Regions from separate parts of the Mus musculus genome. Here region 2 is linked to region 1. A link is a loop called in an ENCODE intact Hi-C map of the cell type or tissue named here. Cell type or tissue: left cerebral cortex. All regions are shown on one strand. Links, peaks and the distances in the headings refer to the core of each region. The heading gives the core; the rest is flanking DNA. Region 1 holds the start of Sdk2 (sidekick cell adhesion molecule 2). Region 2 overlaps Sdk2 (sidekick cell adhesion molecule 2).

Region 1 (12,143 bases), core at 5,246-9,245:
AAGTACCAGAGTACCAGAACACCCAGCAGGATGCTCCCTCAGTGGCAGCCCAGAGCCACCAGCAAGACTACAACAGGCTCTCACTCTGGGGTGCTCTGCTGCTTACCACAAGGAAGTCTCCACAGATCCAAGGAGACCATAGGCACTAAGGAGCCACTGATCCGTGCCAGACTGGAAGCTGGAGAAGTAGGCAGGGCCAGGTGGCAAGAGGAAACACGATTCATTCATTCATTCATTCATTCATTCATGCATGCATGCATGCATGCATACATTCATGCCTACACTCATTCCTATTCATATGTATTTGTTGAGCCCTTGTGTACCAGGCACTACTCTCGAGGCTGGGAATTCAGGAACGAATACAAGAGAGAAACGGATACACAAAAGACCAGCATTAAACCAACCATCAACTCAATGCACTGAGAGAGGGGTGCTCTGCAGAAGGAAGGGCAGAGACAATGGTGCGTTACCTACTCTGAGATGCCACAGCATAGGAGTTTCGAGGTGGGCAAAGGACATCATCCTAGGAAACTGGGTGTCAGTAACTACAGGGATGCTAGAGGCAGTTAGAGGTCAGCTTTCAGAGAGCTCTAAGAACTGGAGGCTCTACAGAGGTACAAGAGTGAGTGAGTGGAGTGATGAGATGAGGGAGCAGAGGAGGGATTCAGCCACCCTTATAGCCACATAACCAGACCATTCTATGCCTTCGTGGCTTATCAAGAGCTAATCTTACTTCACCACCCAAACCACCCCAAGGAGCTACAAGCCGCCTGTCCTCCCCTCACTTCAGAGACAGGGAGCATGCTCAGTTGCTCAGTTCAGCATCACTTTTGATGGAAGTAGGGGCTGAAAAGGGCTGACCCAAGTTGGGAACTCCCAGTCCACTGGAAGTTTCTCAGATGAGGAAGTTTTTTCCAGGATCCTGGCTCAGTCATGGCCTGGTTACACTCCCTTCCTGAGGGTGCCCAGAGAGGTACCAATTTTCTCTGGAGTGGGGTCCTGGACAGCCCTGACACTCCTTTACTCAGCAAGGCTCCCTGGACCTGCTTCTGCCCAGCATGGGGACATCAGGGGCCAGTGAGTGCTGTGTAGCTAGGGAAGTCTCAATAACTGGCTTGTTTTCCTTTCCATTACAGGCAGTAGACGGATCTGCTGCTGGCCCATTTGTTGCTATTGGCATCCCAAGGCCCCAAATTACAGTGACTAATTCTTACCACTTAGGGAGCTCCAGGGGCCTCTGCAATACTGTGATGGGGAGGGGGGAGGTGGCGCTAAAGTGGGTAACCTGAAGCAGCTCAGTAACCCCAGGTCAATTTCAGCTCTAACTCCCCCCCCCCAAAGGGGCTAGGAGTCAGGGAATAGGCTTCCTGCCAAGCAGGGAACCCATTAAATTCTAGACTAACCAACAACGTACCTTCCAGTTCTTTCATCAGCATGAGGCAATGTCTAACAGCCTTATAGTTCACAGTAAGGAGCCCTCCATTGCATGCGGGTATGAAAGCTGGCCACGTGGCCACTGGCCCTAGATTTGCAGGTAGAGGACAGCTCTGGATAACTTCCCGGGCATTCTTTGAACCCCTGGGACAGAAAACAAGCCCATTCTCTTTTTTCTTTAGCTCACAGCCCAGCTGTGTCCTAGGGAACAAGGTCAAAGACGTTCCGATATGCAGTTTAACACACCACCTTAAAGCCAGCCACTGAGGTCCTGCTTAAACACCGGTCTGTTGTAAAGGATTTGGCCTCTTTCCCAGCCTCCCTTCCCTGATGGAATGAGGTTCCTGGCCCCTACTCCCGCCTTCCAGTAGAGGACGTAAGGGAGAGGTGGTCGATAAATATTTGCCAAGCAAGTGCATGAGAGTTTCCACGGCAGGTGCAAGCTGCCTGCCTGCAGGATTTAGTTTCTGCTCTGGGTCCAGAGTGACCCCACCCTACAAAGGGGGAACTTCTGCAGCCAGAGGCAGCAAGAACCAAATTCCATCACTTATCTCACCCTACCAAGAGGTTCCAGACCCCCCCCCATGACATCAAGGGGTACCCAGGGTAAGAGATAGATGGGTGGAAGAGAAAGGGATGGGGAAGCAGGACTCTTTACCACCCCATGCTCATGGTTCTGTGGAGCTTTTGACAGCTGAGCCCCGGGCAAGCATGACACTAAGGCCTCCTGGTAATTAGCAAGAGGCCCTGATCAATAAGTTATTTTTTGCTGTCAGTAATTAATAATTACAGCTTAGCCACACCATGTAATTAAACTTTCATCCCATTCCCCCGTGTGCTGTTTGGCTTTTATCGTGATTAGCTCCCAGCGCTAAACTTTCTCCCTTTGGGACTCTCCAGGAGCTTCCGGGACTAGAGTTTCTAGGCCTCAGTCAGGGTTTCCCTACTGTCCCTCAGTGTCCTCTTGGTCTATGCCCCTCATCCCCGGGTGCAATTCTATTGAGAAAGAACCCCCTAAACCTCCTAGAATGGCTGCTTTGGCAGCCCCTGACCTCTTCCCAGCAGCTTGGGCTGGCCTGGATGCTTTCAAGCAATGGCCAAGCTCACCAGCATATGAAAAATTCTCCAAAGCACTCAGTAATTCAGGCTGCCAGGATCACCATGACCTCCCAACCCCAACTCCTGGGGAATTGTGCAAATCTACCTGTGACTAGTTCCTGGGAGCTCAGAGCATTAAGGGCCACTCCAGGAAACATCAATGTAGTCAAAGAAGGAAGTCTGCAGCTGTGTGTGTGTGTGTGTGTGTGTGTGTGTGTGTGTGTGTGTGTGTAAAGGACTTGAAAGGACCTCTCCATGGAGTCCCCGTAAGCCATGCCAAATCTGCAAAGAGGGAGATATTGTTCCCAAGGTACAGATGGGGAAACTGAGGCTTCCAGCAGCTAAGAGTCTTTCAGAAACATCTCCGCAGGTGTCTTTGCCAGCTCATGAGAACCCTTTCCCGCCTTCCTAGTTTGGGAGGGAATGCTTTGTCAATGTGATTACTGCATTTTGTCTGGGAAACGAGCTGGAATCATGTAAGATTGATTTTGGGGAGAAATGGCCAAAAGATAGTTTTCAGTACAACCAGGTAATGCAGCTTAGTGCAGCACCTGGAAAAAGAACTAGGCCAAAGTCTCCATATTACCCCACAGGAGTAACCACAGGACACGAGTTTCAAAGGAGAAGCAGCTGCTGGGTGACTCTGTGTGTGCCATGTCTGCAGGGCAGACCCTATAGCGTCAGAGAGATGCTGAGGTTTTAACTGTCCTCAAAGGGGTAATGGCAGGGACTTAGAGGCAGAAAAACTAACCCCAAAGAAGATTAAAAAAAAAAAAAAAAGACCCTGTGCCCTAACCTCACCCAAGCCCAGCATTGCCCCCCAGGTGGAGTGCAGAAAATTTCTTCCCACAATTCTCTGCAGGGCGACAAATGGAAGGAGGGGGGCAGTGCTGGCAAGCAAACATTCGAAGAGCCAGAGATCATAATCAGACAGCCTAGCATCGAGGGAAAACAGCTACCAGAGTGTGTGGGGGGGTGGGGGCTGCGGGGGTACGGGGTGTGGGGGGCCACAAAGGTGCTTCTCTGATCCTATCAGGAGAATAGAGCTCTTCCTGGGAGAGGCATGGGAACGGGGAGCCATAACTTCAATAAGACACTGGCACCTTGGCCTCAGGAACGTGGGCAGCTGTGGAGGTAGCTGGGACGTGACCACTCTGAAAGGTGCTCTGGAGACACCACAAGGGCGTGGTCTTAGATGGGAGACCAATTGGTGAGCTCCCTGTCCCCCCAAGGCAAGTTACACAGTCCTGTTGGAGTCCGCACTAAAGTGGAGCTGAAGGGTTCCACACGAGCTACCCCTCAGAAACCCCTCCCTCCACGGCCAGCTCAGAACAAGCTGGCCAGGTACCCAGAGTGGAGGACAGCCCATTCCAACTCTGTCAGGGCCACTGTCCTGGGTCCCCACAGGGTGAGAACCCTACAGGAGAGGCTACAGAGGTACCCGTTAGAGAGAGAGACTCAGAACTCACCAGGTCTCTGTCTCTGACACCTACCCCACATATCAGAGTGCTCTTGGGCAAGTCAGCTCATTGCACAGGGCCTCAGTTTCCCCATCAGTTAAATGGCTACTAGAATTCGATGACCTCTGAGGTCCCTGCCTACTGGAAGATTTTATGATCACTATAAAAATAATAACTTTTATTGCCTTACATTTATGGCGCTCATTAGAAATTTTCGAAGTGCTTTTACCTAAATTGCCTTGTAAAAAGTCCTCTCCTCAGCCCTGTGAGCGACAACTGATCGTTTTCATCTCTGATCTTGGCTCTGAGGATTTCCTGACTTGGGACAAAGTAGGGACCCTTCTTTTCCGAGGCTCTGGGACCCCAGAAGTGGAGAAAGGCTCTGTAGGGGGATTGCGACGCCATCCCAGTCCCTACCGAAGCCCTGAAGCCCCTGGCTCTTGGGTAGGTCTGGCTTCTCTGTGAGCCTGGAAAGCCGAAGGAAATCTAAAGCTGAACCGATGAGTCTGGGGATTCACTCTAGACTACTTCTCCCTTTGCCCCCAGCAGGCGCCGCTCGGCCACCACGGCCACCACCATCTGGATCCTCGAACCCCAAACGCAAGAAAGCTCGGGTGCAGCCGCCGCCGTAGCCTACCATGACCCTCCAGGGGACCCCAGAGACGCGCGGGCATCCGCTGCAGGAGGCGGGGAGGGACAACCCCATCGCACCTCCTTTCAACACACCCACTGAACACCCACTAGCCCTTCCTCACCAGGCTGTCTGCTCTGGGCCGCTACAGATCAAAGCAGCAGTGGCCAGGCATCCAGCTAGTCCTGGAAGCTGGAGGCTGGGGCTGCCCGTTGGGTGTGTCGGGGTGGGGTGGGGGTTGGGTCTGCCGCTGTCCTCGCCGCTGGGCTCCGGGACCATGCCGCCAAACCGCCCCAGCTCTCGCGGCCACGGCCGGCCAGGCAGCCAGGCGCGGGCTCCCATACATGGCTAACCAGAGTATCTGCTCTTGAGGGGAAATCAAGCGGGCACCCTGAGCCACCACTACGGCTTCTTCCCAGCTTCTGCCCGCCCCATCTTCTCGCCCTGGGACCACACAGTGCCTGCCTGCCATGGTTTGCCCTTCCTTTCGGACGTCAAGCAGGACCAGGAGCTTAGGGAGTTCAATGGAGCCAAGACACAGAATGACGCGCCCCTCCTACCCCGACCAGAGAGTATCCACAAAGGTCCACCTCCCCGTAACCTCACCTTTCCGGTCCAGAAAGGTCAGAAGTATCAGACACTGCCCCACCCCAAACAGAGCTCCAAAAGTCGAAGAAGCGGGGAGCATTGAGACGTACAAGAGATGGTCCAGCTTGGGCCAAACGCGGTGTCTTAGGGGGGTTACCTCTCTTCTGCCCACCCAAACCCCTTCTCCAGTTCCACGTGGAGAAAGTCACCCATACCGTACCTTGGGCCCCGGCCGAGTGGATCCGATGCAGGGCCAGTAGAGTCCAGAGCGGCAGCCTCCACATGCTGCTGAACATGCTGACCGAGGGGTCCTCTAAAGTGCCCCCTCTTTGCGAGTTGCTTTATAATCCTTTGGAGTCCCGGGAGACTGTGTGGTCAAGTCCTGGACGCTATGCCCGTAGGGGCCGCACCGGCGACCCCAAATGCTTTCCCCTCTTTCTGCGCTGGCTATTCCGTAAAGCGAGGGGGAGAGCAGAAAGAGGCCAAGCCTCCTCTCAAATTCGGGGTGCCTGTATCCCTTAGCACCCCGACTCAGACTACGTCTCATAGGCAGGGCGACCCCTGCGATCCGGCCTGGTCGCTGGATGAGCTCCCGAATCAGAGGACAACTTCAGGAAACTTCCTCCTGGTGGCCACGTTGCCCGCCTCCCGCCCCTCCCCGCCCCCTGGTTGGGTTCTCCCGGGCCGACGTAGTCACCGCGGTTCCAGGCGCCGGGCCCCTGGGACTTGATGTAAGCGGAGCACAGTAGCAGGCGCGGGCGCCGGGTGTCTTTTAGAAGGGGCGCAGGGCTCGGGGGGCGCGGTTAGCATAACGGTCCGAATCTCCCCGGAGCCGAAGTTTTCTTCTCTTCTAACTTTGCAGAAGGCATCTAAGCGGGGCCGAGCCACCCTTCTCAGCTCCACGGTCCTCGTGCCCAATTCAGTGATTTCGGGGGTACCTCCCCTGGGGCTTCGGTGCGGGGCTCGCCCTAGGCTCTGAGCACCTCCGGCTAGCAAACTTTGCGGGTCCCACGGCCCGGCGCGCAGCCCCGTGCGCCCATGTCTGCGCCAGCTGCGGGCAGGGATGGATGCCCGGTTCGGGTACCCGGCTGGGCGGCCCAGGTTCCAGCCAGCGCCTGGGCACCGCGCCTCTTGCGGGCGATCCTGAGGAGGAGACCGGCGGGTCCTGCTCTCCGCCGCACCCGGGATGGAGCTCGGCGCGAGCCGCACCGGGAAAGCCCTGCCGGCAGCTTTGGGATCCGGGGTTTCGGCGCCGCCTCGGCCCCCCGGCGTTTTCGCCCGGCGCGGGGACCCGAGTCTCCACGGCTGCTCCCGCGCCTCGGCCGCGCCTGCTGCTCGCCCACCTCGGCAGCAGCTGCCTCGCAGAGCCTGGAGCTCTGGGCTGCCCGGGCTCAGCGTCCTCAGAGCTGCTCTGCTGCCGAGCCTGAGAGTCTGCCTGCGCCGAGCTGGAGCTGCGGGGGCAGCGGGAGCCGGAGACGAGCGCGGCGGAGGCGGAGACGCGGAGAGGGGGGCCGAGCGCTACCCCGTGGCCGCGACTGGAGCGCAGCCTGCGCGCAGGGAGGGGGCGGCGGCGGCCCCGAGCCAGGCCCGGGAGCGAGCCCCGCAGAAACCCAATCCGTGTGCGCGGCCGCGGACGCCTGGCGTCTCCGGGACCCACCGGAGGGCAGTAGCGCGGGCTGCAAGCGAGCCGCTCTCTCTGGCCCGGTCTTCTAGCTTCAGCCCACCCTCACTCCTCCCTAGAAGGCCTTATCCCAGTCTCCCATAGGATGAAGCCCCCAGTACCCCTCTGGATTCGACCAGGCAGAACAGTTTGGGAAGGGTGTGTGTGTGTGTTGGGGGGGGGGGGGGTGTCAACCGGTTGATTCCAGTTTTTCCTTCCCAGGTCAGACTCTTTAAAAGTCTGGAAACGCTCAGGGCGGAGAGCAAGATAAAGGGGAAGCCTGGGACTTGCAGAAGGCTGAGAAAGTGAAGTTGGTGCCAAACTCGTGCGTTCTTTGTTTCTTCTTCTTCTTCTGAGCTCCCCCTTTAAAGGCACATTAGCAGCAGAGACACAAAGGAGAGAGCCAGAGGGGTCCTCCCTCGTGGCCCAGGGAAGGGAGCAGAATGTACCTTCTAGTGTGGGAAGGCCAGGAGCTGGAAGACCCCTTTAACAGTTGTACTTACAGGCAACAGACGCCTCTACCTCCGTGGGCTCTTTTCTCTATTAAAAATATTAAAAGTAATATTTTGCGGCTGTGTTGGCGTAAAAACAAATATATTACTACATATTAAAACATTTTCTTTCATTTAAAAGTTCATTTAATTTTTCCCCTGATTTTAAAAGAAATTAAAACAGTTCCGTGGGTTTCCTAAAAGACGGTGTAGTCCCTGGCACTGAGCCTGCTGGGAAAAAAAATCAGTCTTGCAAGGTTGGTATTTCGGCTGGAAAAGGAAGGGTTGAGGCCCGTCACCTTTGCCAGCTTTTCTCTTCATGCCTCCAGGGCCCAGGTCTTCGGAGACACACCCCTGTGGTCTTCCAGTTCTGGTCATTGCCCTTCAGGCATCTCACTGACTTCGAGAGCTCTGCCTCATCTTCTCCAGTCCCCAAGCCTCTTCTCATCGCTATGGACGCAGGCACTGAACACCTCTCATCGCTCTACTGTTCTCTCCTCACCTGCCTTGGAAGAACAGCTTTGAGCATTTAGTGGAAATAGACGAAAAACCTAGCCTGCCTGTCTTCAGCTTTACATTCGTCCACTTCAAACCCTGCTTTTGTCTTTCTCCCTGGCAGTCTGAACCTAGTCCGGGCCTAGGGCTTGTTATCCGACTGAGTTTTTGACTGAGGAGTGGCTTTGGGGATAAGCAGCCTAGATCTCTCCCCCTTAGGTGGCCACGCCCCTCCCATCTCTGAGAAACCCAGATTCTGCCTCTCTACCCCCAAGCCCCAGACTCTGAACTACACGCTTGAGAGCTCAGGCCCTGCCCATCCCATCAGAAACAGCTGTTCTTTAGGGTGTTGTTACAGGGCTTGCTCACAGAGGGGGCCTGAGAGTCAGTTTTGCAGCAATTGCTTCTTAGCCAGCAATCGGAGCAGAGACACTGTCTGTGCCCTTGGGCTGGAGTTCGTGTGGGTACCAACGTCTGAAACCTTGGTGGATTTCTCCATTTGGGTCCAGTGCCCAGACTTGTAACTGCAAGAGTCTGAGCTAGCTGCTGCTCAGGTTCCAAATAGCATTTGTGCTCATCCTAAGAGCAGACCTTCTGAACAGGCAAGTGTGTCCTTACAAATCTAGACGCTTTATCCCCGGGATAGGATGAAGAAAGGGAGGGTGCTCTCCTGTCTTTGTGGGCTGTCTTCCATGCTCATGTGGTTAAGGGGAGTCCTTATCCCCGAAGCTCTCATCCAGCCTGCCTCCATCCATCTGGAAAAGAGAGAGCATGGCGGGTAGGGCGGGGAATCAGCCTATGCAACCACAGAAAGGTAGTTTTCTTTTTATCCCTCTGAGAGGAACTTGTTTCTGGAAAAGCCACTTGCAGACACCATTCCCCTGTTTTTGGTGCCCCTAGAATAGTTAGAAGGTCACAGGAGGGCTAGGAAGCGAGCTCAGTGGATAAATCATTGGAGCTCCTGAGTCTTATACGCTCCCTGAGAACCCGCCTCACAGAAAGCCAGACTGGTGGTGCTCATGTGAAATCCCTGTGCTAGGGAGGCAAAGACAGGTGGATTCCTGGTGGTGTCTGACCTGCCAGTCTAACCAACTTGGTCAATGAGAGAGCTTTTCTTAAAAAGCAAGGTGGACAGCACCTGCGGGTAGACAGCTGAGGTTGCCCTGTGGCCGTCACTCAAATGTAAACACACGTGAACCTTCACATTAGAAACACACACACACACACACACACACACATACATACACACACACACACACACACACAGAGAGAGATATGCAGAAGGTGAAGCTACTGTGGGTACCCCACCAGGAGGGTCTGTGTGCCTTTTTCAGGCTCTGCACCCCACTCTGCTCCCAATGCCACCCCCACCCTTTCGCTTGGACTTACAGATACAGGATACAGCTCTCCTGCAATGCTCTGGGGACAGGCTGGGTCTCCTCCTTTATTTAGATCCCATCTCCCTCCACCATTAGGATTAGTCCTTAGGCAAGACTTTTCTCCCTGTGTTTGCCTCTGAACCTAGACCGATGCAGACAGCAGCAGCAGAATTCACTTCAAAAGAGAAGGAAGTCCTGGCTGCTCCAGAACACCCCCCCCCCCAGCAGGTAAGTGGGTAAAATGGTACCTCTCCTAAGAAAACGCCCACGGCACACAAGGACCACCTCTCCATGGTTAGCGAATGGGTGTTATTTGCCGGGGAAACTTTATCACAGAGGGGACGCATCACTACTGTGTCCAGGAGGAAGACAATGGCTGGAGTAGGTAATGGGGGGCCTGTTTGCTATCACAGAAGATTACCCCCTTCTCTACTCCCAGCCTTGGACACGGAGCCCAGCCTCTGTTCCCTTCCATATAAACAGAGCTCAGGATAGGTCAGGCAGAGTCAGCTTTTTGATGTGGTTACTGTGTTAAAAAAATTTTTTTTTCTGTTTCAGTTTCTAGCATAACAGGAGCTAGAACAGAGTGTTCAATTACAGGATCAGACTGTGTGTTCCATGAGCACTGGGTGGCATCAGGGACCAGTGGGGACACCCTGGAGGCACAGACGGACGCTTCCACTCCCAGCACACATAGTCGCCCAAGTCCTTCACTGTCTGTGGGGGCTGCTGCTCAAGCTGCAAGGCTCCACCCCCAGCTGTGAAGCCCACGCCCACGGCTGTTTAGCTGACATTGAGAAGGCAGAAACAGTGAGCCAAAGAACCAGACATCACACCATTCAGAAGAGAAATGAGGGAGCAGAGAGGAGCCAAGGCCGAGGCGATCCGCAACCTATGGATTTTCAGAACAAAATTCAAGACCCTGTATATTCTTCCCAGCACCACGGTTTCAGCGACTCCTTCTTGGATTAGAGTTCCCTGTCCACTAGAACTCAGGGTGCTGTAGATAGGGATAGGTAGACTCTCCCCCCCCAACCCGCCCTCCCCCATGCCACGAGAGTAGGGACCTTCAGAAAGCATCATTATCTTACCCAAAGGAACTGAGAAAACAAGTTGCCTTGAAATACAGGTATATTAGTGAAGTTTCTCATCACGGTGACAAAACACCTGCCAGAAGCAACTTAGGGAAGGGGAGACTTATTTTAGCTCATAGAGTCAGCGAGAACAATCCATCACGGCAGAGATGAGCCTGGCTGAGAGGATTTCCTGGGTGGCCATGGGAACTTGGGTCGTGGGTCTTGTTCACATCTTAGGTAGATCAGGAAGGAGAGAGGGAGGGAGGGAGGGGAGGAGCTAGCGCTCCTGGGATATCACCTTCAAGCCCACCCCTAACCTCATCACCACCCCTACCTAACCCCAGCCACACACAAAAGTTCCAAAGGTTTTACAACCTCTCAGAGCAGCGCCACCAGCTGGGGATGGAGAGCATTGCATGGCAGGGGTGGCCATTTCCCACCTTAACCGGAAGAGGTTATTCTTAGTAGTAGTCTTCCATGTCGGTCTTTTGGACAATAGAAAAAAGGAAAGTCGAGTAGATGTGGCCTTTTAATCCCCTATAAAAAGAGGAAGGCTCTGGATCTTGGTCAGCTTGGCAGCCATGATGAACTCAACAGACAGGGTTACTCTAGCAGCAGAGACTTGCTTCTCACAGGGTCCAGAAAATCCAAGATCAAGGTCTTGGCTGATTTGGTTTCTACTAAGACTCTTCTTGGCTTAGCCAAGTTGTGGCCTCTTTTCTTTCCTGAGACAGGATTTTGCTGTGTAGCCCAAGTTTACTTCAGACCTGCCAACCTCCTGCCTCAATTTCCATATGCTGGGATTACAGGCTTGAGTGATCACACCCCGTTCCTCCTCTTCTTATAATTCATTATATTAACCCTGAGGATCGAATGGGGATGTAGCTCTGTTGGCAGAGTGCTTGGCTAGCAAGCATGAAGTCCTGGGTTCAGTTCCCAGCACCATATAAACTGGGCATGGTGGTATACATCTATATTCCAGCACCCAGGAAGGGTGAGGGTAGGAGAATCCTTCAGGATCATCCTTGGTTGCATAGCAAGCTTGAGATTAGTCTGGTATACCCTGTTTCCACAGAGATGAAGGAAGAAACATAGAGAGAAAGGGAAGGAGGGAGGGAGGGATAAAGGGAAAGTGGGGAAAGGGAAGGTATGGAGACAATGAGAAAGAGAAAGAAGTTGATCCACCGTGAGGGTCCTGTTCCCACGACTGGAAACATCCACTCGTTCTCTAGGAAAAGAGGGCCCGAGGCTTAGAGAGACTGAAAAGATTCTCCAAGCACAGACTCCAGTGTGGAAATACTCACAGCTATGTTGGTTGGGAGCCAGATGCAAGCCAGAGAAAATAGAGGTTAAGAGACCACAGGAGACAGTATTTTAAAACAATAAAACTGCTAAATGTAGGCTTGTCTGGGACAGAACGAAAGTGCGTGAGAAGAGATAGCCATTTTTTGTTTCTGGGATTGTTCCTGCAGCTGGAGAGCCAGGGGTTCTCAGGTCCCAGATGAGCTCCCAGCAGGATGCTGAACAGCTCTGGACAGAAGAGGGCGCTCTAAATGTGAGTGGAAGGGGCCAAGGAAGGAGGACGCTGGCGGAGACAGAACACTTGCTTTGCGATGGCAGGAATCGTTTTCTTTGACAACGTCTTTAATGTGTCTGCCATAAAGTGCAGGAGCATGTAACCACAGAGAAACCTGCCTCTGGGGGGCTGGGTCATTGATCTTTGAATTGGATGAAGATTTAGAATCATTTAGGACCATTCAGACTCCGAGTGATAAACTCTGACTCAAGTGAGGTTTCATTAATCTGCTTAGAACAAGAGAGACCACCGGAT
Region 2 (12,143 bases), core at 3,901-7,900, 140 kb before region 1:
ATGGCAGCTAACACATGAACTAACACAGCTGTCTTCTCCAGGGTGAGGTGGACACAGGAAGGAAAACTCTGGGGATTCTGGAGGGAGGATGGGGGTCGCAGACTTTAGTATGTAGTCGTAGGTGAGGAAAGGTCCAGTTGCTCTAAAACATTGTTTAATTACATTTTAATTAATTTATTGGTTAATTAATTCACTGCATGCAGTCACACGTGTGGGGGTATGTGTGGAGATTAGGGGAGAACTACTGTCTTCCACCATGGGGGTCCTAATGTCAAACTCAGGGCATCAGACTTGATGGCAAGCACCTGTATGTGCTGAAACATCTGTCAATCCCGACAGATTCTTTAGCAGCAGATGTCTTGGGAGCTTTGTTTAGAGCCTGAGCCCCTCGGGTCCCTGAAGATGGTGTTCAGATGTAACACACCATGGGCTCATATGATCTCTTGCAAGCCGCATTTGCTTTAGAAGCAGAGGAAATGTCTCCAGCTGTCTCCAGCCCTGGCCTCTTGGCCACCCTGAGCTATCCCCCCACCCCATGATGCTATGATCGATCCTCAATAAGAGGGCTGGCAGTATTATTGAGCCAGGGCTGCTAGCACTGTGACAGGCCTGGCTTGGGCTGGCTGTCCATCAACCCTATGGCCTTCTGGGCCAATTAACTGCCCTCAATGAACATGGAAAAGGAGTTCATTAAGTTGTTATCTATCAGTCTGGGATCCCCAAGCTGAGGTCTGTTACTTCAGCAACACTGTAACCAAAATCCCGGAGAGGATAAGAAGGAACGGTTTGTCTTGATTTACATTTTGGGAAAGTTCAGCTCGGGGCTGCTAGGTCAGCTGCGCTTGGGCAGAGCAATATGGGGGAGGCTGTTCATCTCACGGGAGACAGGCATCAGAGCAAGGCCCTGGGGACCGTCTTCAAGTGATGAGCATCCATCATCCACCAAGCCCTTCAAGGGCTCATCCTCGCAACAAAGTTTCCAGAACTTTCCCAAGTAGCAACGGCAATTGGAGACCAAGTATTCAAACCTGTGCGCCTCCGCCTCCGGGAGACTTTTCCTTTCATGTCTGCCTGGCTGAGAAAGTGAGAGTGAGCCAGTCATTGAGGGGAGACCATGGTCAGGGAGGGCTGGGAGAGGGGCTAGCTACTCAGCAGGGGTAGATGGAACCATCTCTGCTCAGAGCACAAGTAGGAGCCCTCCTCCCATAATTGGAGTGGAAATGGGTTGTGAGATGAACTGGAGACATCCATCTCTTCATTCTAAGGCCTGGGCTCAGAGAGGTTGAGCATGTTTTCCTGAGTCACACAGCCAGGAGGTATCTAAGCAAACCATCAAGAGCAGGAAGGATGAAGAGCTGGGGGGTCGGGTGGGGGGGCGATAGCGCTTGTCTGGGGTACAAGACATTTACACAGACATCTTTCAGTTGGGAGATATATTCCAATTGGGAAATAAGAAATCCCAAGGCTAATGGGAGGGCACAGTTATTATGCTAAAAATCAAACAAACAAAAGGAAACAAAACCAGAAGCTGAAAACCTGTGGCTCCTTGCTCCGCTTTGTCGGCTCTGAGGCTTGGTTTAGCGGTTTCCTTCCCAGAGCACAATCCTCCATCTGGCTTCCTGCCCCAGGGCCAGGAGGGCTCTTTTGTCCAGGGCTCCTGGCACCTGCTTGTGATTCATTATGATTCATTATGATCCTCCTCACTCCCGAAAAGCAACCAGATTAACACACACTGATAAAGAGCTCACTTGGAAATCAGAGCGCAGGAGCCAAGGGCTGGTCCAGGGAAGCCTGGCGGCATAGGAAGGGTTGAGGGCAGCTTCATTGCCATCTCCTGCTGCTCTCATCCAGCCCCAGGGTTTACAGGGGAAACCATCTCCCACGCTGGGTTAGACCCATCCAGTGCAGCACAGGGTATCTGTACCTAGGAGCCCTCCTTTCCTTCCACAGCAGGAGGATGCCTAATGGAGTGGCCAGCTGTTTTGGGGACCTGGGTCTCTATTGTATCCAAGGGCCAATTTGTCTGCTTGGGCTCTAGCAACAAAGTGCCAGAAATCTGGTGGCTCAGTCCAATAGCAACTTCTTTTACAACACTGAGGGCCAGGAGTCTGAAGTCTTAGTGTTGCAGGAACACAAGCACCACTACCACCAGCCCCTGCCCCCTTAAGGCTCCAGGGAGGACCTTGCCTGGCTTGTTGCAACTCTTGTGTTCCCCATGTATTCCTTAGTGGTGGCTGCATTTCTCCAAGCTGTGCCTCGCCGTCACACGACTTCTTCCTGGACATTTGTTAGCTCATTCTTGTAAATATGTCATTGTGTTGGTCACTTCCTTAGCTCCAGTGTGACCTCCTCTGACATGACTATGTTTGCAATGATCTTACTTCCAAATGAAGCCTCATTGTGAGGTGCCAGGGGTTGAAGGCTCATCACACAATTTGGGAGAAATAGGGATGCAATTTGTTCCATAACGAGGGGTCCCCAAGTTGCTCACCATCCCCTGACTGAGGTTCTGGCCTTGTGACTGCTGAAAGATTAGGGTGGATAGACTTTAGGGGTGGGGTGATGGAGGAGGAGGGCCCAAGATGGAGGGCGAAACAGAGCTGGAAGCAGCTGAAGGATTTGTTGTCAGAGGGAAAGGGAAGAGGAGATGAGGAGGGATGGAGGGCTCGAGCATGATGAACGGATGCAGGAGAGCCAGATCCAGGACGATGAGCCATCCATCATGGCTTTAACCAGAGATGAGGGTGGGCAGAAAAAAGGCTGGGCTGATGGCCATGCATGTTCCATAGGCTCTCCTGGGCTAAAAAGTTTGGGTTTTCTCTCAGGACAAAAGAACCGGGGGAGGGTGTTAAGATGAGTATACAGGAGGCAGGCAAACCACAGTGCTTTAAACGGAGCGTACTAGGAACCATCTCCACATGGGTAGGTTTTGGAACAAAACCAAAAGAAGACAATTTTGCGATGGTTGAGAATCACATGACATTCAAGTCTCAAGGACCCGCAAGTAACCTTTCACCGGTGCCTCAGCACAATTTGCATCATTCATGGTTGCTTGTGTTGCAGTGGATGCGAGCAGTGGTACCCACCCAGCTGTGTCTCACAGAGCCTCAGAAGGGTCTACCTAGTCTGGTATGGAACAGCCTGGTCACGGGACTCATACTCAGCAGGTGGAGACGAGACCAGACAGTCAAGGCCAATGACAGACCAATTTGGTCTTTGACACAAGGGAGGGGAGATAGGACTCATCATACGATGATGCCAGAGGTTGGGGTGATGGACAGGTGCCTTTGACTCAGCATAAGAACTCTGACACCCCTCGGTGTGGTGGGGGAAGTTGTGGGGCCAGGGCACAGAAGGCTGAGGAGGGATTGAGAAAGTAGGGTACCAGGTCCTGAGTTGTCTTATGGATTCTACTGAAGTGATAAAACCAAGAGCAACTTGGGGAGGGAAGGGTTTATTTCAACACTTGTGGCTTGTAAGTCCATCACTGAGGAAAGCTAGAGCAGGAACTCAAGGCAGGAACCTGGAGGGAGGACCGAGGGAGGCTATGGAGGAATGCTGCTTACTGGCTTGTTCTCCATGGCTTGCTCAGCCTGCTTTCTTATGCACAGCAAGGTCACGTGACCAGGGGTGGCACCACTCACAGTGCTCTGGGCCCTCCCACATCAATCACTAGTTAAGAGAAAATGCCCTATAGACCTGCCTTCGGACAAATCTTATGGGGCTATTTTCTCACTTGAGAGTCCCTCTTCCCAAATGACTCTTGTGTCGAATTGACATAAAGGTAGCAAGGACATGGCCTGAAGAGAACAAGGAGAGGAAATAGAAATGGCATGAAGGTGGAATGAAGACCACAGAGGGGCTTTATGATCCTTGAGTAGGTTTGAACTCTGGTGGAAGGAAACAGATGAAGAGGGGAAGGGAGGAAACCATCTTCTGGAGAGGAGGTAGTGTCTGGAGTCTTGTGCCCCAGAAGTGGACAGAATTCTGTGTGGTGGTTTCAGATGCCTGGGGAAGGGGTGAGGGGTAGAGTGGAATACATTGGAAACCATGGGGGAATGGTGACTTAGGCCAGAAAGGTCTCCAAAGTTCAGGTGGGATTGACCAATAGGAGGAAGGTCACCCCTCCTCCAAGCCCTGCCACATGAAGGGTGGTGCAGCCTGGGCTAAACATGGAAGGCAAATGAGACCATGTTAGCTACCATGGACTGGCTGTGATAAGGGAGAGGCTGAGGTGTAGCCAGAGAAAGGGAGGTCAGAAGTAAGGGTTTGGGACAGAAGAACTTCTGGAGATGACAAGGGGTGGGGTGTGGCCTCATCTGTTGTGTTTCCTCATTTGGGAGATGACTCTGATGGGGCTCCAAAGGACCAGTCTTAAAGAGCCCATGCTATGCCCTCAGCGGACCCTTACTCCATCCAGTTTCAGCTGCTCCATTGTCTATGGAGCACGTGACCTCAGACAAAGGACTGAAACTTAGGTACCCCATCTCAAAAACGGGACAAAGTCAGGGCAACTGCCTCATGAGAAAGACAAGGAAAGCTTGGTTGGCCAGAAGGCTTGCCTTCAAAAATTCACATTCATCTAATTCTGCAGAAAGACTGAAAAATGCTACCAGCACCTGTGCACTTTAGAAATGCATATGCATGGTTTTTAAGTTATTTATTGGCATATATTATCAGTAATTATACATAATAATAGGTTTCATTATACAACGAGTAGCTTTAATCTCCAACTTGACACAAGCTAGATTCACCTGGGAAGAGAGTCTCAATGAGGGATTGTTATAACTAAGTTAATTGATGTGGGGAGACCTAACCCACTGTGGGTGGCACCATTCCTTAGACAGGGCATCCTGAAGTGTGTAAGAGTAGAGAAATCCATCAGAACAAGCAAGCAAACATGCATGTATTTATTATCTCCCTGCTCTTGGCTGGGATGGGACTGGCTTGTGTATTTATCTTGATTTCCCTGCATTGAGGAATTGTAACTGGGAATTATAAACCAAATAGATGTCTCCGCAATGTTGCTTCTTCCAGGGTATTTTGTCATAGCAACAGATATAAAATTAGTATGCATTATGACATTTTCATCTATGCAATACTTTTTATGAATTTTTTGATAACTTAAGATTTTATTTTATACTTTTGTGTGTGTGTGTGTGCGTGTACATGTGTGCACATGCATGCTCACTTAATTGACTTTCATTATGCTTGTGAGGGGTTGTTTATCAGCTCATTGATGTAAATGCCTATTCTTCTCCCGAGCAACAGTTATAGCCTATAGATCCTCAGCATAGGGCAGGGCCACTACATGGCTTAATATCACATAAGTCTATGTGTGGTTTTCTCTACAAGAAATGACAGGCATGTATAGAAATCTGGAGCTATCTGAACCACTTCTGCACCAAATACTCAAACCTTTAGGGTCCTCAGTTCCCTGACACTTGAGTTACAACACTCTTTTGATTTTAGATGGCTCTTTTGCTACCCCTGAATAATAGCTCACCAGCCACATTCCTTCCAACGCCCACTCCCCAAACCCACGTCTAGCCCTTCCAGCAAAGCATCAACTCTGCTCCAGTATTCCAGCTTTTAACCAGTGAATCAGTTTAACCAGTGAACCCTTGCAAAATCACGCAGCCATCTGTATTCGAGACCTCTCCTTTTCTGTGTGTGCCACCAATGGAGATGCTGGGTGCCATGCTCCCGCCTCCCCGACAGGCCTTGCGGAGTTTTGCATGACTTTGCATGGCATGGAGATATTTGTGAACGTGTAAGTTACATCATAGCAGAACTGGCTGCCAACGGCTTAGCTGGGTCCCAGAAACTGAGTCAGGAGCCAGGAAATTTGCTTTTCTGTGTAGCTCATCGTCGCAGTGACTCATCCCACCCTCCCTGGAACGCTCCATGGCCAGATGCTGTGTGGGGCTCTGAGTATTAACAGTAACAATGGCAGCAACCACAGCGATGCTGTCATCCTTACAATGTGATGAACACCGTTCTGTGGCTGTCGTGGGTTAGAGCTGTCCTGATCCCCAGGTACATCTCTGGTCTATTCATCCTTGCAGCCGGCTACCAAGATCACAGAGGGGATGTCTCTGGAGACAGAAGGGATGATGTTAAATATTACCTACCCTGCTCCCCTTATCATCTCTGGATCCCTGGGATGACTTGGGCATCTGTGGGCAGGGATAACGAGAACTTGGGCATCTTGTGGGCAGGGATAACCTTGCAGTAGATCCTTCAGCTGCCGCTCAGTATCAAGTGGAGGGGTGAGTATGCAGTAGCTACACTGAGGTGGGTACTGGGTAGGCATGGGTGAGCTGTGAGACAGTGAACCTTGCCTGGCTCTGCCCAGCTGGCCAGAGCTTCCTACCCAGCCCCACTCTGCTCCCTAGACTGCCTCAGGCTTCCGACTTCCCTAGACCAGATGTCTGTGGGATGAATGAATGTTGATAAGCCTGGAGGTTGAGCTAAGGGGCTCCAGAAACTCCCTGCAACTTGCCTGGCAGGCGGGTGTGGGGAGACAGGGAAGAGGTCTGCCTGGAGCCCTGCCCACCATCAGCAGCCCAGGTGCTGTACAATCAGACTGAGTCTCCTGACCCAGGCAGACCAGACTCAAGGTTAGCAATGACCTACCCTCCCTGTGGCAAGGTATGGCCGTGTTTCTCAATCAGCCATTTCTGGCTCTCTGTCTACCTCACTGATCTACAGTATAGCTGTAAACTTTATCCACAGTGCCTGGCTCCCTCCCCAAGGCAGGGTCATGGTAATGAATCTTTCCTAATGTTCTTCATCCTCTTTATGAACTACCCTACGTCAGAGCTACGTCTCCATTTGGCAGATGGAGAAGATGAAGAAACCAAGGCACAGAGGGAGGGGTTAAGGAACACGCCTCGGGGTCTAACAGTGAGCAGGTGGCAGAACATGCCTTAGCTCCTGCCTGAAGCGATACCACGGGGATTAAGTGTGACAACACAGGCAGTGTGCTCAGGGCCTGCCATAAGGCATTCGTACATGCTGTCTGACTCAGCATCACTGTTACTGGCTCTACGCTCCCTCACTCATTCATCTGCCTTGCCAGGAAGAAAGGAGGCCGTTTGTCCTCCTTATGGTCCTGATGCTGGCTCGAGGCTCATTCAGCCAGGTAAACCCTGGCCTGCAGGCAGCCTGTGGGTAGAGCTCATGCACGTGAGACATGACGCAAGGTGCTTGCCTGGGATGGCTGTGCCCTGACCCCCTGAATGGACTCTCTCAGGCCAGAATCTAGAACCTGCCCCATTACCTCTGTCCCCTCTGCCCTGCCCCTCCAGGCCATGTTGTACCCAAACATTCTCTCTGGACTCTCCAAAGTCACCCTTGCAGGTGACTTCAGAAGCAACTTCTGGATGAAGCAGACCAGAACCGTGTTAATTAGGCCCAAGGGGACCTGCTGGGAGCCACCATCTGGAAAAGGTGCTTGTGAAGCCACTGGACACTGGCCAAGCCTGAGCAAAGGCTCGGAGATCAGAGACTGCAAGCCTGGTATTTTTCTGCAGTTTTCCCAGGACATAGACCCCATCTTGTTCTAAATCTAGGCTGGCTTTATGGTGCCCCCCCTCACCCCACATGTGATGGCACAGGTCTCAATGGACTTGCAGTGTCTATATGCCTCTCAAACGAGGACCCCGAGTTTTCCATCTGACTCAGAGTCCTCCATGTCAGAAAGGAGAGGCCACATGAGGAGAGAAGGCTAGCCTTGGACTCACTCAGGAGTTTGCCTAAGTGGACTATCAGTAAATAGGGTCAGGGGCCAGTCCAGTAGGTACTCATAGAGAAATGATAGTTTGTCTAAGCCACCAAGGTTTTTTTTTGGGGGGGGGTTTGGATACAGCAGTATGTCCCTGTCTGGAGACAATGCTCAGAGTCAAGTCAAGCATGTCCCCACAGGCAGGGTCCCATTCTCTAGGAGTCTAAGGTGAAGGAGAGAGACCGTGGTGGCCGCAGGCCTTGGATTGGCTATGGTTGGTCCTTAGGCCTGTGCCCAGGCTCTTTCAGGGAATGGTCTGTCCTGGTTCCTATATTTGTGTCTGAGAAAGGACCTCTCTCCCTGAAGTCCTCCTAGGCTCACAAGGACCTCTCTCCCCAGCCTTCTGGGGCTCCCTAGTGCCTGAGAACCACCCCCATGCTTGTTCATTCTGAGCCCGCATTCCCTCCCTTCTCTCAGCCTCTGCAGTCCCCACTAAAATCCCTCCTGTATCTCTCATCCCTCTTCCATGTCTACCCTCTGGGGTCTCTGCTGCCCCAAAGACTTGGGAAACCCTAAGGAAGAGATTGGAGTTGAATTTAGAGCCTCAAGGCAGACCTTGAAGAAGGCCTTGGTGGTGGTGGGGCAACCTTCAAGGAAAGAACATCAGAGAAATTCCAGGAAGGGTCAGGAGGGAGGAGGAGGGGTCAGGCAAGAAGGACAGCCCCAGGAAGCGTGGTCATGGTCAACTCTTTAGGCATTTGTCCTGGTCACCTGTCTGCACAGTCCTAGAACACAGTGAGATATTTGATTAGTTTCTGTGTCCTGGCTGAGAGCCAAGGGTAGGGGGCACAGGAAGACTTAAGAAGGGTGGGGCGGGGGTGGGGGAGCCCCTCAGGACAGCTGTGCTCTCTAGCCCAGTTGTGCAGAAAGGATCAATGATCATCTCATTTGCACGCCTTGAAAGGTCCCAGAACAGAAGCATATGGGCCTTGGCCGGCTGGCAGAGCCCACCTCTCCCGGCCTCCCCGTGGACCTTGTGTGCACGCCCTACGCCCATCCATGTGTGATAGTTACCAGGGATTCGGGTCAGATTCGAGCACGTCAATTTCGGGTGATGGATGATCAAATCCTTCTTAATTTGCATGCTAAATTTCTTTGTGGTGGAAATAAATAGCCTCAGTTCATCAGAGACAAGCTTTCTCCAGCCTCGCTTCCCTGCTTCCCTCGGGCAGCAGCCAGTCCTTCATTTGCATGTTCTGCACTTCCTACACTAGGAAGTCTAGAGGTACAGCCGCTGGTCCCCAGGCTACAGGGACCGGCCATGGGAAATCCATCAGTTGTTGGGGAAGAGGGCAAAAATGAGAGAGAAGACACTTGGGTGGGCATGTGAATTATTCCAGATGATTCCATGGTCCCTGTCCTGATCCAATTTGGGTTTGAACTGTGACTCTGGACAAACTTTGCTTGTCTGGGACTTAGTCATCTCTTCTCTCACCTCTTCCCCTCCTCACCCCCTCCTCTTTTCCCTCCTGGTTCTCCTTCTTCTCCACCTCTTCTTTCCTTCCTCTCTTCCCTCCTCCTTCTATCCCCCCTCTGCTCTATCCTCTTTCCCCTTTCTTCTTTCTATTCTACTCATCTTTCTGCTTGTTTGTTTTGGACAGAGGTAGCCTGAAAATGGGTCTTACTATGTAGCCCAGAATGGCCTGAAAATGCCGCCAGTCCTCCCGTCCCGGCTTCCCATTTGCACACACTCCAAGTCTCTGCATCAATAAATGTGTCCTGGCTGTGAGAACAGAGTGAGAACAGGAATGACCGTACCTGGGACTGTGGGGAGAGAGGCGGAGACACAGAAGGACACACCATGCCTGAAGACCACTGTTCCCCTCTGCCCGCCCCAGCCACAGAGGGAGTCTAGGACTTCATGGATATGCCCTGCCTGACCTGCCATTCTTAGGTCTGTGATCCCAGATTTGTACCTGTGAATACATGGAGATGTGGAGATACTGACAAAATGTAACAGGTATCCATGGGGAGTCGGGGCAGAGTGGAACCTCTGATCCAGGGCCTTATCTTCATTACAGTGGGGCCCTACCCATGACACCCTGGACACTACCATGCCCCCAGGTGCCCAGCCCAACTATGGAATGCTACCAAATCAAGCCAGCTCCTGACATCCTTTTATTTATCTGGCAGGCTGCTGCTCAGACCTCTGGCCCAAGGGGATTTGAGTAGAACGGGTAGACGCTTAGGATGACCTGGGTTCCAATTCCAACTCTGACAACATCAGTTCTCACCCTACCTCTAGGAAGTTACTTCTGCCCAGAGCCACGATGGGCCAGCCGTGAGACCAACAGCTTGGCCTGGATGCCAGACAAGGCCCTCTGTGTCTGTGTCCGTGCCTATGTCTGTGTCTGGGATGCTCTCAAGGCTTCTGCTGCCCCCCCTCCCCACCCTCAGCATGCCCTTCCCGGGGCTCAGGTACAGTGAATGGCACCCCTCTCTAAACCTGGTTTCTTTGGGAATGGGGGAATGGAGGCCTCACTTCCTCTCAAATCAAAACCTATTAAAGCCAGAGTGTGAGGAAACAGGTTGCCATGGAAACCCAGCCAGCCAAGGTTTTCAAGACTTTGCCTGCTTTTTCTACCTTTCCACTTACACTCTGAACTTATTAGTTTTAATTGACATAATTATTGCAACGTCCACTGGAGGCACAAGGCGCCAGCTGTGCCTCTTGCCACCTACTGCCAGGCCTGACCCTCTGAGGCCATCCCTGTCGACCCTCTCTCTCCCATCTCCTCTCCTCTGGCTTTTCTTGTCACTCACAGAGGATGCTGAAGGCAGGCCTGTACCCTAGGTAGGTTTGGGCAGAACCTGTACACAGGGGTCCTCCCCAGAGAGTGAAATAGGCTGGAGCAGACTGTGCCTGGAGACATTTCTGAGCATCTCTGGGGACTGGGTCAGGGGGCATCACAGGTATCCAAGATCTATGGCCACAGCTATGTCCACTCAAAGCAGAGTGTATTGACCCTACCCACCAATGCATTTGGTAAGGCCACCTGGAGCAGGCCGGAGAGCATGGTTCCTACATCAGAGAGCTGAGTTTAGAGTCCAGCTCATAGCTGAGTGGGTTATGGCCAGGCTCTGGGCCTCTCTGAGCCTTCATTTCTATAGGTACATAGGCTTTCAGGACAGCCTTTCTTATCGGAGGCCTAGGAGCCAGAGTGACAATAAAGGACATGGTAGCATGTGTATTATATCATTGTTCAGACACAATGACATGGGAGGTAGAGATCCCCATAGGGCCTTACCCTTAGACAAAAGATTACAGGCAACCAATGACTTCTGAGAAATGGAGAATTAGTCTTTCCACTTAACTGGTTATCTGATGCTAAGTGGTCAGCTCTGAAACCATATCCACACAAGCAGAACTAAACGGACCGGGTGGGTTGTATTTATGTATTTATATTTATGTGTATGTGCAATGATCATAACCAAAGAAAAGGAGGCCATCAATTTGAGAAGGAGGGAGGAGACACGGGAGGAAAAGGAAGGGAAAAAATGATGTAATTATATTTTGATTAAAATAAAATTAGAAAAGGATATCAGAGTGACCATGTTCTAGTTTGCTTTCTATCACTGTGATAAAACACGTGTCCAAAAGCAACTGGGGGAGGAGAGGGTCTCCATAGCTTACAGGCTACAGTCCCTCACTGAGGGAAGCCATGGCAGGAGGTGGCAGCAGAACTGAAGCCGAGGCTGTGGAGGAACACTGCTTTATTGGCTTTCGCCCACGGCTTACCCAGTCCGTTTGCTCATACAACTCAGGACAACTTGGGTGGCACCGCCCAGAGTGGGTGGGGTCCTTCCACGTCAATCATTAATTAAAAAAAAAAAACTCCTTATAGATTTCCCTACAGGCCAATCTGCTGAAGGCATTTTCTCAGTTGAGGTTAACTAGACTGGAGAGGCAGCCTACTGGGTTGTTGCATAAAGAAGAGGAGGGGACAAAAGGGACCTTCAAGAGGATCCACTGGGTATCCAGCTGTCACTGTCCTCCCCTGCTGTGTTGATCTAGGGACCCTTAGGAATGGAAGCTCTGGCTCCAGCTAAGAGAAACTTGGGTCCATCAGAGGCTTGTTGGGCAAAGTCCCCTAAGGCAGGGTGCACATCTGTATATCTGGAGCTCGGGGACATTTAGTTTGGCTGTTACATTTGCAGACTTAGATGTCGACTGGCATCTAGTGGGCAGAGACCAGGGATGTAGCCTGTACCTTACCATGCATAGATCCCCCTACAACAAGGAACTTCCCCTTAGTACCAGGAACCCCTAGGTTGGGAAAGGCTATTCCAGCCATCCGTTCTCCCAGACAGGCCCTGAGGTCCCTTTAAGCTGCACAGCACCCATTGGCAGGAG

What was found. A loop is a pair of places that touch in the nucleus more often than their neighbours do. Peaks named below come from ENCODE experiments on the same cell type or tissue, not always from the same donor. Only the 100,000 strongest peaks of a DNase experiment are listed, where the experiment ranks them.
Region 2: it touches region 1 in a loop (11-fold over the local background); 3 of 42 quality-filtered maps call a loop at or near these places.

Annotation. Positions count from the first base shown.
Region 1 is chr11:114,060,372-114,072,514 of GRCm38, forward strand. It overlaps Sdk2 (sidekick cell adhesion molecule 2), which reads right to left and starts at 6,658. Exons shown (of 45, transcript NM_172800.3): 1 at 5,432-6,658. The coding sequence starts at 5,507. In left cerebral cortex, for the core only: CTCF peaks have their summits at 6,782 and 8,214; DNase peaks (open chromatin) are centred at 5,570, 6,014, 6,670, 7,680 and 1 more place; H3K4me3 peaks cover 1,875 bases; H3K27ac peaks cover 966 bases.
Region 2 is chr11:113,921,575-113,933,717 of GRCm38, forward strand. The region is part of intron 2 of Sdk2 (sidekick cell adhesion molecule 2); the gene reads right to left. Among named protein-coding and RNA genes, the nearest start is that of Gm51929, 110 kb to the right of the region's middle. In left cerebral cortex, for the core only: a CTCF peak has its summit at 5,716; DNase peaks (open chromatin) are centred at 5,848, 6,408, 7,018 and 7,463; H3K27ac peaks cover 2,075 bases.